2 separate regions of the Homo sapiens genome follow, and region 1 is linked to region 2. Evidence: chromatin loops called from intact Hi-C (ENCODE). Cell type or tissue: IMR-90. All regions are shown on one strand. Each heading gives the region's core, and the rest is flanking DNA. Links, peaks and the distances in the headings are about the cores only.

Region 1 (5,275 bases), core at 684-4,683, 220 kb after region 2:
TAGAAATCCAATGTCCTTTTCTGGATTATCATTCATATTAAATGTCCTGGGAGATGTTTTTCTTTTTGAAGTAAATACTATAACAATGCCTGGAAGACAACTTGGACATTTTAACCAGCATGTGAGACTTCCTAAGATAATTCCTATTTCAAATAAATTATGATAAATTGCTCAGCTTCAAGAATTTGGAGACGTGTCTATAGCATGTAAAACTTTTAAACTGCCTAATGTCAGGCTCTTATTTTCCACTATTTATTGTATTTTAACCAATTTAACTCCAAGCAAAAAGAAAAAATTGTGGGGAGAAATTGAAAGTAAAGGTCTTGTCTTGCCCCATTACCTCCCACCTGTCACACAATCTCCTCCCCCTGAAGAGAAATCCTCCTGTCACTGTGACTTCCAGTTGAAAACAGAAAGGAAATAAGATGACTTCTGGAAAAAGCTGTCCATTGTGTTCTTAATTGTTTGCTTTTTTTTTTCAGTACTTAAATATGCCCAGAGAGTGAGGGCATGAAAAAGCTAAATGAAGAGTCAGCTGAAAGTATCACCTAGACTGCTTGTTAGAGAATTCTAAGGTAGACGTGTGTGCATACTTATGCATGAGGGTAAAATAACCTACCTAATCATCGCCCCCCATGTATGGGAAATATTGACATATATATCCATGAACTGAAAAATCTTTAAGTACATGTGTGCAGAGATTCAGTTCTATGAAAGCTCAGCTAGCTGTCCGCATGCATGTATTCACTTCTGGAGTAAAGGCATTTTTGTTGCTCCCATAGTTTCTTTCCATTAAGAGCGATTAGATGATGTCTATTCAAAGTTGCTGATCCAGAGAGAAAATAAGAGTAGATAAAAGGAGATTTCAAGTGACCTCCTCATCCCTTTCACACCAACCTGAGCCCTAGAATAGCCAAGGATCAACTAACACAAAAGCCCTTTCCTTTCTCTTTTCAGCTTCAGAAGACTTTATGCAGGGGGGTAACAATAAAACATAGAACGATCCCCGAGTTTTGTTAGATCATGCATTCAGAATACTTTATTAACTCCCCCCAAAGATGGGCTAGGTTTATTTTCCACCTTTGAAATGGGTAAATAAAATATATATAGCATAACAAAGGGCATAATTGTTTACTGTTCTATTGCTTATATCAGTGGTGTCCTATGCTTGTGCTTTTTTTTTTTTTTCATTTAAACTTTAGCTAAACCTCCTCTCTCCTCAACGATGGAGGACATTGTAATAAATATATCTTTCCACTGACAGTTTAGAAGGAAATGTTAGGTTTATTATTTAGATCAACGTTCTGATAGGTAAATACAATTGCAACATGACTGGTAACACCAGCAGACCTGCTGGCTTTTTGAGCCAATACTTTTCCACTAGTTTATCTCATAGGCAGTAAAGAAAGTGACATTAAACACTGAAACATATTAGAGCAGTCTTTAGTCAGTGAAATATCCAACTCAGATCTACTTCTGATGGGCTAATCCTGTAGTAGAAGAAATAGGTGCTCTGACAGGTAACTATTAAGGGAAATGATTATGTAGAGCAGTTGATTGTATTCTCAGGGTACTCCAACAACCTTCAGACTCATTTCAAAACTTCAACTTTCATCCAAACCTAATCCATTTTCCCTGGAAAGAATAGCCATGCGGTTTTATTCTTCACTCAAGCTGGGTATTTAAAATAAATAAATTTTATAACATAAAAGTCTTCAATTATTTCCTTTTTTCTTTTTGCATAAATGCATTTAGATAGCTAAGACTTGATTTTTATAAAAAGTAAATATTTGGCTCTAGCTTCACTGGTGTGCTAAGAATGATTGTCACTTTTCCTCCTCTAAAAAGGCTCGATTTGCATCCAAAGGTCAGTGCTTGCTCTCCTGCCGTCCTTCCTCCTGCTGCTTCTCCTGGGCCCTCTAACTGGGGGCCTAGGCCAAAAGGAGAAGTGCTTCCCTTATCTCTCTTTTTCAAAACACGTGCTTTAAATGACCGGTTTGAGATAGAAAACTAAACTAAGGTACAGCACTTATCTCTGAGCATTTCGACCCAAAGGTGACAAAGAAGAAATGCCTGGGCTACCAGAGCGATAGTAAACCCTGGAGTCTGTTGGGTTCATGGTTTGACTATATGTGCACGCTAAGGGTAGGCAGTCCACCAGAAGCCTGACTCCTAACTTGGCCTATCCACCTGGTTTTTTGTTGATAAAGGCAGAACTTTTTACAACTAGGCAGCCACAATATAGGCTGGGTTCAGTCTTGGGGGTAAAGATTTCTGAGATAGGCTGGGGTTTAGTTTGTTTGTTTTGGTTTTGTGTTTTAGTAATCACAAAACATTAGATGGGCATTCCTGCACCTCTCTCCACCCTTTCTTCCAAAAGATCTGTGTGAGACCATTTTAAATACATCTTCAACTATGTCCTTCCTGGCTTTAATCTCATGCCAGGGGAGACTAATTGATTCAGCACCTTTCAAATAAGCTCTTTGGGAAAGGTCTGCAGCAAGATCAGAGGCACTGACCTTTTTCTCAATGATTGCAGGCATGTTCATCTCTCCAGATGGGCTCGATAAAACGGGGTTAGTTCTGTTCTGTGGTCTTGCTAAACAGAATAATACCATTTTTAACGATTTTGAGGTAGGGAAGAGGTATAAAAGAGAATTTCCTACACATATCTGATCATTTGTAGGGTCCCATGGCTCTTGAACTAGATTTAGAAAATGTTTTTACAAGGCCACTTTTGTTCAGTGTGACTTACCAAAAAGCTAAAATGAATGACTTTCGGGAGACCAAGATATCAATATCAAAAAAAGCCCATAGAATTAGTGAAAAATGGTTCAGCCTCGTGGTAAGAAAGATATGGAGGGAGAGGATATGTTAACAGACAGACAGTCCGCTTAGATCCGGATTCTGGGGCCTGGAACGCAAGTCAACCCTGAATGTGCAGCCAAACCGATCTGTGCTTCTCTTCCTCTCTCACCAGATCACAATTTACTGGGTGGCAAGCTGGGAGAGATCAAGCTTTGTCTGGTATGTCTTTTAAAACGTGATTAACGCTGAGCTTGATGCTAGCAGCCCGCAAGGGGTACTATAGGCTTACAGCCTAATTCCTTTCCCCAAGCGGAGCGGTACCTTCTCATCGCCTTTTTGGGGAACTACACTAAAGATCTAGTGTGCACTGAACAGGTCTGTGGGAACCAGGAAGGCAGAGGAAGGAAGGGAGGCTCCCGGGAGCCCAGGCCCCGGCAAGGCCCTTACAGTTCCCAGACCCGCCAAACCGAAAGAGAGACCCTGGAGAGGGCTGAGCCCCTGTGGGCCTGGCTGGAGGCCTCGGGTAGGATGCTGAGGCAAGAGCCACAGCGGTCCGAGTCCAAGAACCACGTCCAGACTCAGCTTAAGGTTCCGAGGTGAAAGGCCTGGCCTAGAAGGGAGGGAGAGAGATCTGAAGAAGAGGGGGTGGGTGAAAGAAACGTGGACACTACAACTGCGTTTTCTGCTCCTGCAGCTGAGCGTGCCTGGACAAGTATGTAGGATTTCCCAATTGGGGGATCTAAGTACTCTCGAAAACTATGATCAGTTTTCTATTAGGTACCCTACCCCACAACAACAGATATCATTATTTCCTGGTTGAGTGTGGGTCGCATTAGGCCCAGGACAAGTGTGCCAATTGGGACCAGTATCAAAAGAGAGCCTTGAAGAAAGAAAGAAAGGGCTTCCCAGGAACTAAGCTGACCTCTCAGTGCCTCTAGGGAAGACATTTTTGCTGGAGGCAGGGCTATGAGCACAAGTGGGGCGCCCTGTGGGTGTGCAACCGCGGTCGGGGAGCACAGGCTTCCGAAGAGAAACTGAGCTCTAAGTGCCACTCAGGCCGGACGAGTTCCAGAGGGGGACAGCGCCCTCCTCGAAAAGCCTTGGTTTCTCCCCGCCCCCTCTTGTGACAGAAAGTTGGCAAGGATGCCCCGTAGGAGTGCGAGCCGCTCCCCTCCTCCGAAAAGCCGCGGGCTTCCGCTGCTCCGGGCATCACCACCAACAGCTTCCCACTCCCACCCCTGGGACTAGGACAGGGGACTTCACCCTCCTCCTTCCTTCCGGAGGAGCCCGCGGCTTCGCCTGAGGCCTCGCGGGCCCAACTTCTCCCCACCGCTAGGGTCACGCCGGGTCCCAGGGGCCTCTTTCAAGTTTGAAAGCTCTGTGGGGGCACGGAGAGCCCACAGTAAGGATGGGTGGGCGCCTCTGCTCCCGGGCAGGCTCAGCTGTCATCCCGTCTCGCCTTGGCCCTCACCTACAGGGCCTGACCCCGGGCCAGCCCAGCTAGGCAAGGCCTCCTCGCTTCCGAGACCCCCCAGCCCCCGGGTGCAGTCCCCAGCATCGGCTGCCCCCGCCCCCCGCGCGCCCTCTGACGCAAACGCACGCCCCTGCCCCGCACGGAGGAAAGCGCTCTTGTTGGTTTTAATTGAGCCTCTTCCTTTCAACACACCCCCTCTGTCCCCACCCCTGGGAGGCGACCCCCTCCCCGCCCCCAGCCGGCTGGCAGCGGCGCAGGGAGTCTGGCTCGGCTGCTAGGCTGCGAATCCCGGTGCTCTCTCGCCGCCGCCGCAGGTTGTCTGCTCGGGAGAGCGGCTCGATGTCCCTTTTAATCCGCTGACACTATCGCCCACATCAGACAGGCAGCCATCGATCGCGTTACATTAGGGGATGGCGTTACAAACGGCGTCCGCAGGTGGGCGGCTGCAGCCAAGCTCGCCAGGTTCAGGCCGTAACCAGGCAAGGCGCGGGCACAAGGGCCAGCCGGGCCGGACTCTGCAGCCGGCTCCACCGCGGGTCGCGCTCGGCACCAGCAGGAACAGCCGGGCCGGTGTTAAACGTGCGGGTCCCCGTCCTCCGCCCGGGCATCCGTTTCCCGCCTAGGAGAGAGAGGGAATAGCGGGTGGGGGTGGGAGCAGCCTGTTTTGAATGTGGATTGCTGCTCGCCTGGCACGATCCTCCCCTCCAAGGAGGCGCGGCGGCCGCGATCCTCGCCTTAGCGCTACGGCGAGACAGAGGCCGAGCGAGGGCAACTCCCGAGCAGGCCCCGAAGAAAGTTCTCCTCGTCCCGCCCTGGCTGCCTAGACTCTGCTCTCGGCCTGCGGAGGCCGTGCGAGCCAAGACTGCCTCCCGGCCCTGCCCGTTACCAACCCCAAGTTCAAGAGAAACGACAACCATTATGTTACTTGCCTGGTGAGGCAGGATTTGGCCGAGTCTCGTTTCTGGTGCCCACGACGCACGGTCCAGGGTCCGA
Region 2 (5,275 bases), core at 535-4,534:
TGTATTTAAAGTGCTGTTATTAGAGAATTGCCCTGCCCACAAACTTCCCCTCATGCATCCTGCAGCTGATTAAACTCTAAAGCAAAAGGAAGAAATTGTTTTATGAATTTTTTTCTTATGATTTGGTGTACACTAAGAGATGATACTACCCCAAAAAAAAGTCTGTTCCTGGAAAGAAAAAAAATAATAATTTAAATTTTTTCATGTGGTCCTAAGGCAACTGCAGAAAAAATGTCCTTCTTCCAGGAGTCTCTCTGGATGCCTTGAAGACAGGGCCAGAACACAAAATACTGGTGATTTCTGTCTTTTACAATACATCTTCTTCTTGGGCAGTAAGTAAATGGCACTTTCTGAGTTGCCATAAAGCATGGTTCATGTACCCAGATAAATACCTATGTCTGTCTGTCCCTGATTCCACCTGGAAGAAAGATACAACTTGGATTTGATGTATCATCACTTCAGCATCCCAGAGACTTTTAGTGGAAATTCCTTTTATACACTAATTATGTATTTCTCTATAATTGAAAATTAACAATGAAAAGGAGACTTAACTCTAAGAAACATCTGAATCCTATTTTCAATTTGATACGACAATATTGAGCCTCTACTGTGTGCAAAAAAATGTAAGCTAGATGGTGAACTTTGGGGCTGAAGCTCTATGATGAATGTGTCATAGCACCTGCCTTGAGTGAGCTTAAAAGCAATCTTTTCTAAAACATAGGAAGAAGTATGTAGTCCAGAATGTTCGGTGCAAACTTCAATTTTTCATGGATGCATTATGAGGCTGTTTTGTACATTTGTTGTTTTACCCATCTTTAGTCGTTATTTCTCCTTCTTCTACTAAAAGTTATGATGTAAGAGATTCACTTTTTCAGGTTCTTTCTAGATTCAAGTTCTAGGTATTCCCATATTTTAATTGTTCCAGACTCACTCTGTTTTAGTATCAAAAATAATTGAGGGCTATGCTATATTTTTGAGATGTGTTGAAAAGATGTTTTAAATTTTTGAGATCATGGTTCAAAAGTTATATATAACAAGAAATAGAAATCAAATACATATATATTTTCCTCAAATGCAATAAGAATAATCCCAACCAATATTCTGCTTTAAAAAAACATACAGAGAAATTACAGAGAATACATCCCTTTCCAGTGGGTACCAATAGCCAGGTGAGTGCATTTTTTGTAGTTTATCAGTCTTGTCCGGTGGTTGAAAACCACATCCTCAATTTCAAAATCCAACCACAATCCCATTAGGTCTTTAAAAAGTTTCAACTAGACTACCCTCTTGGGACACCTTGACATAGAAATGCACTATCTTTTCTTCTGTTTGCCTTAAACTGGATTCCAGGTTTTTTCAGTATTCTTTCCTTCTGATGAGTCTGAATAACCTGTTCCTCAACTCCAAGTCTTCTCTCAGGCCTTGCTCTCTTTCTTTCCCCACCTCCTTTGCTCCTCTCCCCAGCCTCATTAGAAGGCAGCACCTCTTTCACCCCGTTCTTACTTGACTTGTTGCTTGTGCTACATAGGCAGTTTGTGACAAAGCCAGGTCTAGACTGTGTCTCCAAGGCTCCATGCCTGTCTGATAGCCAAATAGATCTCCTGCCTTTAAAATAGGTTGTCTACTCAAATGTAGTCTTTCTTGGTTCTTTACATTTTGAGAACACATAGAGAAAACTGATAAATCCTCAGGCTCCTATGGTGGTGAAAAAGCCAAGGTTAAAGTTTTTATTTTATATTATTTGTCACCAACTGCTCCTGGCAACAGAGGAAAAATATGTCAAGCTTTTATGATTTTATGAACTGTTATGTAAGTAATGCTATGTACCAGTAAAGAAACAACTTATGAAAATATTTTTAAAGGGTAGAACGAGATTAAACTTATCATAAAGTTAACCAGAGAGAGGAAATAAAGCAATAGTGAGTTTGGTTAGTCACATACTGTTCCTAGGGTTTTATGTATTGATACACATTTTTGGAGTGGTATATACCTAGTATTATAAATTTAGATACACACAAAACTACCCTCAGGAGAATTTTGTTAAAGAGAAGCATTAAAGAAGAATTAGACTGGTGAATTTCATCACACAAGGAAATATATTTACTGGTCTTTTTCATACTGTTTTACAATAAATGAAGTTATATATAAACATTCTTTTGGGTAATAATTTAGGGAAGAGATCCCACCATTGCTTTTTTTTTTTTTTTTTTTTTTTACCAAATTAGAAGTCTAATTTGGATCTCCATACTAAAAAGGACATGTTATTTTTATTTGCTTGTGGACTTTATAATTCCCTTCTCCCTGGAAAAGATTTCAGTCTTCCAAACAATTTTATTCTGGAAAGAAGATTGTGGAATGCTCAGGAACAGAAAGAGAACACAAATTGGAGCTTGATGTGAACTGCTTACAGAACAGAATAGGTGGGGTGTCATGCAGTGTGAGGTTGTGTGTGGTCAGTATACTACTTACTTAGTTTTATCAACTTTTAAAATTGTTTTGCAGGCACTCCATTAGTTAGCATGAAAAGAGCTCAAGAAAATTTTATATATAATAGAGATACATGATTTGGTTCTACAGCTTACACTACAAAATTACACTACTGAATAACACGATTCAGGAAATTAATTAAGTATCCTAGTATCATGGCCTTCTGACAAATGTACAGAACATACCGGACGCAGAGAGATAAAACAATAAAAGTTATAATTCTCATCCCACCCAATGCATCCTGAGTCAACAGAAAACTGAATGATAACACAAATATCATAGGATGGAATGTCTGTGTGGCTGCAGAAGGCCTTCCCTTCCTTTTCCTGTTTATGTTGTCAATTACGAAATGCTGAGCTGGAATGTTCTGGTATTTAAGACCCGTCAGCGTTTTCTCCTTTTCCTCATATTTACGTTAGCCTTTTCCTTTAATTATCTTGATGTTGTTATTCTTGGCAAAGCTGTCCTTTCCATGATGGTGTGTTTAGCTTCCAGACAGTCCCTACTTCCTCCTTATCTTTGTGAGCTCATTAACATTTCCAGCTCCAACTACTCACATCCCCTCTTCAACATCACCTCACCTTCATAGCTCAGTTCTTTTTCTCTCTTTTCAGCCCTTCTTTCAACTCTCACCCCAACCCTCTCACCCCTTTGGAATAACAAGTTATTTCCTCTTTCATTTCCTGTTACAGAAGATGTTTTTGGACCCATTCCCGAATATCTTTGGCATGAAAGTGTACCCACGCCGCTCTGTGTTTCCACTGGGCACATTTCCAGATATGTTTCATCAGCCTGGAGCCCTCAGCCCTCACACCAAGGTGAGCCTGGCCCTGTCAGTCACTGTCACCACCCGACCAGCATTCCAGGTGAGCTGAGATGACGGAGACGCAACTGGGGAGTCCTGCTCCCGCTGGCAATAGGCTCTTCTTTTCAAATCTGTTTCAAGAAGTCTATTTGAGGTATGAAAATCGGGACTTTTTTTATTTCAAGTAAAAAGGATTAAATGGCAGGAAGGAAGGCTGAGTCAGCAATATTTGTCCAGCTGAGACATGTGTCTCAATTTATGGAATAACTGTATTATCCAATTACTTTTCATTCTTTATAGGTCATCCAGAAGTAAGTTTGACAGTTGCATCCAAGCTGGAGGAAAAATGTATGAAACAACAAACAAAACTGACTAAAATTAAATGGTTTCTACTTTAGGGTTAAAAAAAATTGAGGAGGGAGTCATCTTACAGTGATGTGCCACATAATAGCATTTAGGTTCCATAAGACTATAATACCATATTTTTTACTGTACCTTTTCTATGTTAAAGTGTGTTTAGATACACAAACACCATTGTGTTACAATTGCCTACAGTATTTAGTACAATAAAATGCTGTACAGATTTGTAGCCTGGGAGAAATAGGCTATACTGTATAGTGCAGGTATGTAGCAGGCTATACATCTAGGTTGGTGTAAGTACACTCTATGATGTTCACGTGACAAAATCACCTAAGGACGCATTTCTCAAAGTGTTTCCCGTTGTTAAGCAAGGCATAACAATAATTTGCCCTTTAATGGGGCTGGGGTGTTATTATTCATGATGATTAATAAAACAAACTAAAAACTTTACCTTTCATTATGTCATGGTTTATTGAAGTGAACAGTTTCATAGTACACTTCCATATTTCTTTTTAATATTTATGCATCATTAGTAAAATATATTTATGAGCTAGAGGACACTGTCTTGAGATAAAGTGTTTGCTCATCAAGACCCAAAGACAAGATGTCATGCCCACGTTCTGAATCATGCAACCCTAAGCAGTCTACTCCACATTTGATATCTAGTGCTCTGTCAACCAAGTAAGTAAATATGCATGAAAGCACCCATTCAAACTACTGGCATTAAAATCTAGTACCCATAAACATGTTACTCCAACTAAACGTGAATAAGTAAGTTATTTCCTTGGATTCAAAACATTCCAGATTCAACATGCAAACCTGGTCTTTTTTGTGTAGTTTGGTTGGTTTGGTTTGGCTTGGCTTGGCTCAAAGACCAACTGGCAGAGATAGCAGAGAAAATGCTGTACATTTTAACCTAATTTTTGAAAATTATTCAGTAAATAAGTCTGTTGACTGGGCCAAGTTGTAAACATTTTCTAAGCTACTCCAGTACACTGCTGTTAATACAATTAAAAATGCAAAGTCAAAGTGACTTCCAATTCAAAACGATATTTGCCTCACAGCTCCAACGTAGCTTCTCCCTTTGATATGATGAAAATATTGATAAGGGCCCATAAAAGGGTAAACTTTCCATCCTATTGCTTGGAAGGCATCAGTTCAGCACACGAGCAGCCCCTCAGGAGGAAGAGAGAGTATCTGTGGAGCAGAGGTAAACTTGTGAGCACTTGTTAGAAACAAGGATCGCTAACACGGTGAAACCCCGTGTCTACTGAAAATACAAAAAAATTAGCCGGGCGTGGTGGCGGGCGCCTGTAGTCCCAGCTACTCAGGAGGCTGAGACAGGAGAACGGCATGAAGCCGGGAGGCAGAGCTTGCAGTGAGCCGAGATCGCGCCACTGCACTCCAGCCTGGGCGACAGAGCGAGACTCCGTCTCAAAAAAAAAAAAAAGAAAGAAACAAGGATCAACTCAGTGTCCATCCACCCACCCCACAGCTCCAGAGCTAAAGAGATCAAACACCGCACAGAAAGCAGAGAAGATGGGCCAAGGACAATCCGCTCACCCGCTCCACTAACAATGTCCAGTCTGGAGAACATGCTCCTTGTTTGAGACTAAACAAAAA

Evidence for each region. Hi-C counts contacts between places; a loop is a spot of excess contacts. Peaks named below come from ENCODE experiments on the same cell type or tissue, not always from the same donor. Only the 100,000 strongest peaks of a DNase experiment are listed, where the experiment ranks them.
Region 1: a loop joins it to region 2, with 6 times the contacts of the local background. A loop is called at or near these places in 5 of 110 quality-filtered maps.

Annotation. Positions count from the first base shown.
Region 1 is chr5:93,575,256-93,580,530 of GRCh38, forward strand. All of the region lies in intron 1 of NR2F1-AS1 (NR2F1 regulatory antisense RNA 1), which reads right to left. Among named protein-coding and RNA genes, the nearest start is that of NR2F1-AS1, 3.3 kb to the right of the region's middle. In IMR-90, for the core only: no CTCF peak of the experiment used is centred there; DNase peaks (open chromatin) are centred at 2,946, 3,426 and 3,936; H3K4me3 peaks cover 1,823 bases; H3K27ac peaks cover 2,726 bases.
Region 2 is chr5:93,356,625-93,361,899 of GRCh38, forward strand. No RefSeq gene overlaps it. Among named protein-coding and RNA genes, the nearest start is that of NR2F1-AS1, 220 kb to the right of the region's middle. RefSeq lists an enhancer at 2,637-3,836. In IMR-90, for the core only: no CTCF peak of the experiment used is centred there; a DNase peak (open chromatin) is centred at 2,877; H3K27ac peaks cover 741 bases.